Linked DNA regions of Homo sapiens: region 1 is linked to region 2. Evidence: chromatin loops called from intact Hi-C (ENCODE). Cell type or tissue: A673. All regions are shown on one strand. Links, peaks and the distances in the headings refer to the core of each region. The heading gives the core; the rest is flanking DNA.

Region 1 (3,908 bases), core at 919-3,418, 340 kb after region 2:
ACCTTGCACATAAACTGTTTCTTCAATAGTTTTACATTCAGGAGGCCTAATTACTTTTAAATTATACAACATTTCTTGCATAAGTTCCCTTTTATAGCATTTTTCATGACTTTCGCAATCTTCGACAGGCCTCAATTTTCTGACTTCCTGTAAACATCGCTTTCTTTAAATAACCAGTTAATTTATTTTAGGATAATAATTTACCATATAACATTCTTTTTATATAAATTCTCCCCCCCCTCCTTTTTTTTCCCCCAAGATGATAACCATTCTTTTCCAAAGCAAACTTCCTTCAGGTCTGTGGACTAGACTGCCTAAGGCCACAAGATTAGAAGTTAGGATAATACATATTACACTGCTAACTTTTGGCAAACTTTACCTTTGTGGAAAACCTTGTAAGTTTGGTATTTCAATTATCCTTTGCTATTAATAAGACTTTCTTTAGTTTAAATTAACTTAGAATTGGTATAGACCACTCCTTCCTGATTCTGTAAGTACTTTAAGGCTTAGCTGAGTGCAAACAGCTTACCAACTATTAGGCAATTTTCCTAACTCTACTTCTATAAGAGTTTCCCTATCACTTACTGAATACCCGTTGTGGCTTTTTCCCTCAGTCACACGGGAGGAACCATCTATCGTCCTGTCCTGAAGGGAGTTCCTTCTAGGTCTGGTCGGACCTTTATATGGTAATTAATTAAGATTTAGATCCCCTGTGAGGAAACCTGCTGGGTTAAGGGAATTATCAGTGGTTAATGTTAAATCATCTTTTTCTAACAGAATAGCCCCATACTTTAAGATTTTTGAGTTAGTAAGTTACCTTTTTGTCTTAGGATACTTCTGAACTGGGTGAGGTGTGCTCACAATGAGGTTTCCTCTAAAAGTTATTTTTCTACTTTCTTCTGTTAGCAAAGCAGTTGCCGGTACAGATTGAATGCATTTGGGTCATCTGCGGGTTACTGGGTTAAGGATTTTTGATAGGAAGGCTATGGGTCGTCAGTGATCTCAGTGCTTTCAGGCTGTGCCCTTGTTTACACTGACAACAAGGTGGTATTGGAGTGTTATAGAGTCACGGAGAAGACCTTCAATTATCAATTATAGGTTTTAAATTTACCCTAGCTTTTAAAGGAATAGGGTACACTGTTTTTATTACTTCTCTCTGTCTCTCTCTCTCTCTTTCTCTCTCTCTGACTCTCTGTCTCTTTCTCTTTCTCTCTCTCTCTCTGACTTCCTTTCCCAGTTTCTCTTTCCTCTCTGCTGGTCTTTCCCTGCCTCTGCCAGCCGCTTATGCTGCTGTTCTTCCCTCTCCTCCTTCCCCTAGGGGAGCGACCAGTGGGAGTGGAGTTTAGCCTTTCTTTCCCCCGAGAAGAAGCGAAAGGGGAGTTCTGAATATTTTTCTTACTACTGGAGGTTTCTGTGAGGTTCAGCCCCCCACAATGGGGATTTCTCACCTCACTGAGGTTCAATGTACCCCTATTGGGATTTTTCACCTCTTTTGAGGTTCAACCCCTCGTAATGGGGATTTCTCAGTTCTTTGAGGTTCAGCCCCTGAAATTAGCGGAAGGCTCAACCCATCAAACCAGGGGTGTCTTCCCTCGCCTGTCCTGGAAGACTCAACCCCTCAAACCAGGGATGTCTTGCCTTGCCTGCCGTGGAAGGCTCAACCCCTCAAACCAGGGATGTCTTGCCTTGCCTGCTCCGGAAGCCTCAACCCCTCAAACCAGGGTGTCTTGACTTGCCTATCCTGGGAGGTTGACATGTTTCCTCCCCTTTCCCCCTCTGAAGGTCCCTTGCACACTTCCCACTCATGTTGTCCTCTCTGGCTGCTCCCCCAAGGGAGAATTAGGCCCTTCTTAGTGTTGGCGTGCTGGTATAAATCCCACAGCAGGATCCGCCCTAAGCCATACGAGGTAGCTGTGGAACTGCAGAGAGGACGCACTCACTCCATCCAGCAGTAGGACTTGTCACCATCCACACAACACCACAAGCAGGGTTGTCTGTGATCATTCACGCACACACACATTCAGCCCTCCAGACTTTGACCACCAAGGAAGTACTTTACTGGCTCCCGTGGTTTCTTCTTCATTGGTCTGTGCACAGTCATTGCTGTGGTATGTGAGGATCCTTTACCTCAGGTTGCCAGCCGGTTTGGTTTCTTTCTGTGTTGCTGAGAGCTCGGGTTATTCCTTGCACTGGGCGGGTCCTGATTTCTCACCCCTGAGGACGCCACAAGGGGGCGGGGTGCACCTCCTCACAAGAGAGAACCAGAGACCGCCTCTGGAGGGGAATGTAATCCCAGATGAGCCCCTAAATTGTTATAAAGTTTTGGTGCTGCAAAAGAAATAGCACTCGAATATAAAATTTTCTTTTTTTCTTCCCAGCAAGGCAGTTTCCTTCTATAGAAGGGTACACCCTCACAGTTGGAGCAGTGGTGAGCACACACTTGGACAAGGGAGGAAAAGGGGGTCTTATTCCTGATGCACGTGGCCCCTGCTGCTGTGTCATTCACCTATTGGCTAGGGTTAGACCGCACAGGCTAAACTAATTCCGATTGGCTAATTTAAAGAGAGTAACGGGGTGAGTGGTTTGGCAGGAAAAATGGTTATGGCAGAGTAAGAAATCAGAATGAGTCAGGATGGAGAATGAACAGGTAATCTGAATGAATCAGGGTGGAGCAGGTAATTGGAATTAGGGTGGAGCAGGTAATCGGAATGAGTCAGGGTGGAGTAGGTAATCAGAATGAGTCAGAGTGGAGAGGGTAATCGGAAAAGGTGCTTTACAAAGAAGTTAAGTTTAAAAGTAGAAGGCAAAGAATTGAACGTACTGACATGCTGATTCTTTGAAGAGAAATTTAGAACTCGTATCTAACAGATGAATAAAATACATGGCCAGACTGTGGGCCATTAAGAGTGATATGAACAGTTAAGAGGAGCAGCAAATCAAAGGGCCTAGAGCTTTATAATGGTCTTTTAGATTTAGTGTTTGCAAAAAAGTAAAATATTTTCCAGGTACTCTGAGTGTTGTCAATTCTTTGTACACATATTAAAATTGGTAATTCAAAAAGAGTAAGTAGATGAAAGGCAAACAGGATGTTATCTAGTCTGTTAAAACACAGGTTGGATGTCAGTGTTTTATTTGCTGTGATGGAGAGGCTTCTAAATATCAGAAAATAATTGTTACAAAAAATGTTATGAGATGATTTGTTATATGCACAGGAAACCAAAGTTGATTCATGTTTGAATTTATATTTGCTTGAAAATTCTTTTCCCATGTAATGTTAAAATAATTGTGTAGAGCTAAAAAAATGAAATTAGACTTTTTTCTTTGCTTTCAAATCAAGGAAGACTTTATCATCTCACAGAAAGGATGACAATTTCAGGATATTATGGGAGGCTGTGGAAGAATTATATTAGAAATAACTAAAGGTTTAGAACTTGAACTTTCTCTTCAGAGGAGAAAAATTAAGAAGAACTTAGATCTTGGCCAGGTGTGGTGGCTCACACCTGTAATCCCAGCAGTTTAGAGGCCAAGGTAGGAGGATTTCTTGAGCCCAGGAGTTGGAGACCAGCCTGTCAACATGGTGAGACTCCATCTCTACAAAAAATAAAAAAATTAGCTGGGTGTAGTGGTGTGTGGCTGTAGTCACAGCTACCTGGGAGGCTAAGGTGGGAGGATTGCTTGAGCCTGCGAGGACCTGCAGTGAGCCATGATTGTACCACTGTACTCTAGCCTGGGCAACAGAGCAAAACTCTGTCTCAGAAAAAGAAAAAAAAAAATTAGAAGAACTTAGATCCTGATGATTAAAATAGTGTATTTCCCCCATATTTCCAGAAAAATACTGCAGAGTTAGTGTAAAAATTAGTAACATTTGCTCAATGTTGATTTGAGTTTTCTGGAGAATGAATACAGGG
Region 2 (3,908 bases), core at 426-2,925:
CAAGAGGCCAGGTTCTCATTCTATGTAACTATGGAAATCAAATTACATAGGAAGGCAGTCTTCCCCAGGGGAAGCTGGTTATACAGGTGAACTTTCTGATACAGCTAGTGATATTGAAATTCTGAATACAGCTATGTTGGTTGAATTTAACACACTCTGATGGGCATATACATCATTCCAGTAAGTTTTGTTTTAGTAAGGGAAACAAAGCATAAATAATTTGATACAAAGGCTTATTTGCCTTCCAACTATATGACACTCAACAAATTTGGAAATATTCTCTGAATCAAGGATCTCTTGTCTATTTCATGTGGCATCCTTTAATTACCTTCAGCAGTAACATATTAGCAGCTAATTTTGATAAATTATTATATGAATCAAATCATTCTTATTTTTCTTTTCTTTTCTTTTCTTTTTTTTTTTTTTTTTTTGAGACAGAGTTTTGCTCTTGTTGCCCAGGCTGGAGTGCGATAGCACAATCTCAGCTCACTGCAACCTCTGCCTCCCCGGTTCAAGTGATCCTCCTGCCTCAGCTTCCCAAGTAGCTGGGATTACAGGCGTGTACCACCATGCCCAGCTAATTTTGCATTTTTAGTGGAGACAGGGTTTCACCATGTTGGCCAGGCTGGTCTCGAACTCCTCACCGCAGGTGATCCACCTGCCTCGGCCTCCCAAACGTGCTGGGATTACAGACGTGAGCCACCGTGCCCAGCCCAAATTATTCTTATTTTTCTAACATCTGCCTTAAATATGTCCATTTTAAAGTTTCCTAATTATACTAAAATTAACCAGTTTAGAGAATATCTTCCTTCCTTTTATGACACTAGCACTAACATTACTTTCCTACGACTGGTGTAACACATTTCTCCAAACTTAGTGACTTAAAACAATACAGGTTTATCCTATAGCTTGAGAGATCAGAAGTCCCAAATGGGTCTTACTATGCTAAAATCAAGGTTTTGGCAGAATTGCATTCCTTCTGGAGGCTCTAGGAGAAAATTTCCTTGCATTTTCCAGTTTCTAGAGGTTGCAGTATTCCTTGGTGTGCGGCTGCACTTCATCTGCAAAGCCAGCAATGGTTGGTCTAGTCCTTCTGATATGGGATGATTCTGACCTCCTCTATGGCCTACCTCTGCCATATTTAAAGGATACTTGTGATTACATTGTACGCACACAGATATTCCAGAATAATCGCCTTAATTCCACTGCAACACTAATTCTCCTTTGCTATATAAGCTAACATATTTATAGGTTCTAGGGATTAGGATATAGACATTTATGGGGACCATTAATCGGACTTCCACGTAACTCCAGTATTTAGTGTAATTTATCATATCCTCCCAGACTTATTTTTGGACTAAAATATATTTCAACTTTAAAAAATGTCTTGGTAGGAAGAGCCAGAAGATAAAGACACACATGAAGAAAACTTTCCCTAGAAGAGATCCAGAGAACCACTTGGAGTTGATACTGGGAATGGGGAAGAGAAGTGATACAAAGATTTCATTGGCAAATCTGAACAACTGATGGCATATGAAGAAAAGGAAAAGGAGTCAAACCTGGACTTAAGGCTTGGTACCTAAAACTTGGAAAGATAGTAGTGCCCTGAACAGAAACAGGAAAGTCAGGAGAAAGCTTAGCTTGAGTGAGGGCAAGGGTGGGAAGGGACTTTGATAAATTCACTGGCAAAACCTCTAGGTGGAGCTGTCCAACAGGTGATTAGATATGTGAAGTTGTTGATCAGGCAAAAATTCAGATAGCAGATCTGGAATTGAGATACGATTTGGAGTCACAGTCATAGGAATAAAATCAAAGCCATAAAGATGGATGAAATTGCCAAAGTAGAAAGTAAAATGAGAATATTGACAGCAGAAACTTAGAAAAACCTTAACAGCCTGAAGAAGTTGCTAGTGAGGTCAAAGATCCAATATAATAGAACCATATTGATTCCATTCCAAGATGGCCAAATAGGAACAGCTCTGGTCTGCAGCTCCCAGCGTGATCGATGCAGAAGATGGAGATTTCTGCATTTCCAACTGAGGTACCTGGTTCATCTCATTGGGACTGGTTGGACAGTGGGTGCAGTCCATGGAGGGTGAGCCGAAGCAGGGTGGGGCATCCCTTCACCCCAGAAGCGCAAGGGGTTGGGGGATTTCCCTTTCCTGGCCAAGGGAAGCTGTGACAGACTGTACCTGGAAAATCAGGACAATCCTGCCCAAATACTGAGCTTTTCCAATGGTCTTAGCAAACGGCACACCAGGAGATTATATCCTGCACCTGGCTTGGTGGGTCCCACACCCACGGACCCTTGCTCACTGCTAGCACAGCAGTCTGAGATCAACCTGCCAGGCAGCAGCTTGGCAGGGGCAGGGGCGTCCACCATTGCTGAGGCTTGAGTAGGTAAACAAAGTGGCAAGGGAAGCTCGAACTGGGCGGACGCCACCGCAGCTCTGCAAGGCCTGCTGCCTCTGTAGACCCCACCTCTGGGGGCAGGGCATAGCTGAACAAAAGGCAGCAGAAACTTCTGCAGACTTAAACGTCTCTGTCTGACAACTCTGAAGAGAGCAGTGGTTCTCCCAGCATGGTGTTTGAGCTCTGAGAATGGATAGACTGCCTCTTCAAGTGGGTCCCTGACCCCCGTGTAGCCTAACTGGGCAACACCTCCCAGTAGGGGCCAACTGACACCTCATACAGGTGCCCCTCTGGGACAAAGCTTCCAGAGGAAGGATCAGGCAGCAATATTTGCTGTTCTGCAATATTTGCTGTTCTGCAACCTCTGCTGGTGAAAACCAGGCAAACAGGGTCTGGAGTGGACCTCCAGCAAACTCCAACAGACCTGTAGCTGAAGGACCTGACTCTTAGAAAGAAAACTAACAAACAGAAAGGAATAGCATCAACATCAACAAAAGGGACATCCACACCAAAACCCCATCTGTAGGTCAAGCATCAAAGACCAAAGGTAGATAAAACCAGAAAGATGGGGAGAAACCAGGGCAGAAAAGCTGAAAATTCTAAAAACCAGACCATCTCTTGTCCTCCAAAGGATCGCAGCTCCTCACCAGCAACAGAACAAAGCTGGACGGAGAATGATTTTGACGAGCTGACAGAAGTAGGCTTCAGAAGGTCGGTAATAACAAACTTCTCCGAGCTAAAGGAGGATGTTCGAACCCATCAGGAGGAAGCTAAAAACCTTGAAAACAGATTAGATGAATGGCTAACTAGAATAAACACTGTAGAGAAAACCTTAAATTACCTGATGGAGCTGAAAACCATGGCATGAGAACTACGTGATGCATGCACAAGCTTCAATAACCAATTCAATCAACTGGAAGAAAGGGTATCAGTGATTGAAGATTAAATTAATGAAATAAAGTGAGAGGAGAAGTTTAGAGAAAAAAGAGTAAAAAGAAATCAACAAAGCCTCCAAGAAATATGGGACTATGTTAAAAGACCAAATCTACATTCGATTGGTGTACCTGAAAGTGACGGGGAGAATGGAACCAAGTTGGAAAACACTCTTCAGGATATTAGACAGGAGAATTTCCCCAACCTAGCAAGGCAGGCCAACATTCAAATTCAGGAAATGCGGAGAACACCACAAAGATACTCCTCGAGAAGAGCAGCCCCAAGACACATAGTTGTCACATTCACCAAGGTTGAAATGAAGGAAAAAATGTTAAGGGCAGCCAGAGAGAAAGGTCAGGCTACCCACAAAGCAAAGAACATCAGACTAACAGTGGATCTCTTGGCAGAAACTCTACAAGCCAGAAGAGAGTGGGGGCCAATATTCAACAATCTTAAAGAAAAGAATTTTCAACCCAGAATTTCATATCCAGCCAAACTAAGCTTCATAAGTGAAGAAGAAAGAAAATCCTTTACAGACAAGCAAATGCTGAGAGATTTGTCAC

The links. A loop is a pair of places that touch in the nucleus more often than their neighbours do. Peaks named below come from ENCODE experiments on the same cell type or tissue, not always from the same donor. Only the 100,000 strongest peaks of a DNase experiment are listed, where the experiment ranks them.
Region 1: a loop joins it to region 2, with 2.4 times the contacts of the local background. A loop is called at or near these places in 6 of 110 quality-filtered maps.

What each region holds. Positions count from the first base shown.
Region 1 is chr6:87,482,005-87,485,912 of GRCh38, forward strand. All of the region lies in intron 2 of SLC35A1 (solute carrier family 35 member A1), which reads left to right. Among named protein-coding and RNA genes, the nearest start is that of SLC35A1, 11 kb to the left of the region's middle. RefSeq lists an enhancer at 2,028-3,227. In A673, for the core only: a CTCF peak has its summit at 2,242 (motif pointing right); no DNase peak of the experiment used is centred there; H3K27ac peaks cover 419 bases.
Region 2 is chr6:87,137,738-87,141,645 of GRCh38, forward strand. No RefSeq gene overlaps it. Among named protein-coding and RNA genes, the nearest start is that of ZNF292, 16 kb to the right of the region's middle. In A673, for the core only: a CTCF peak has its summit at 1,691 (motif pointing right); a DNase peak (open chromatin) is centred at 1,694.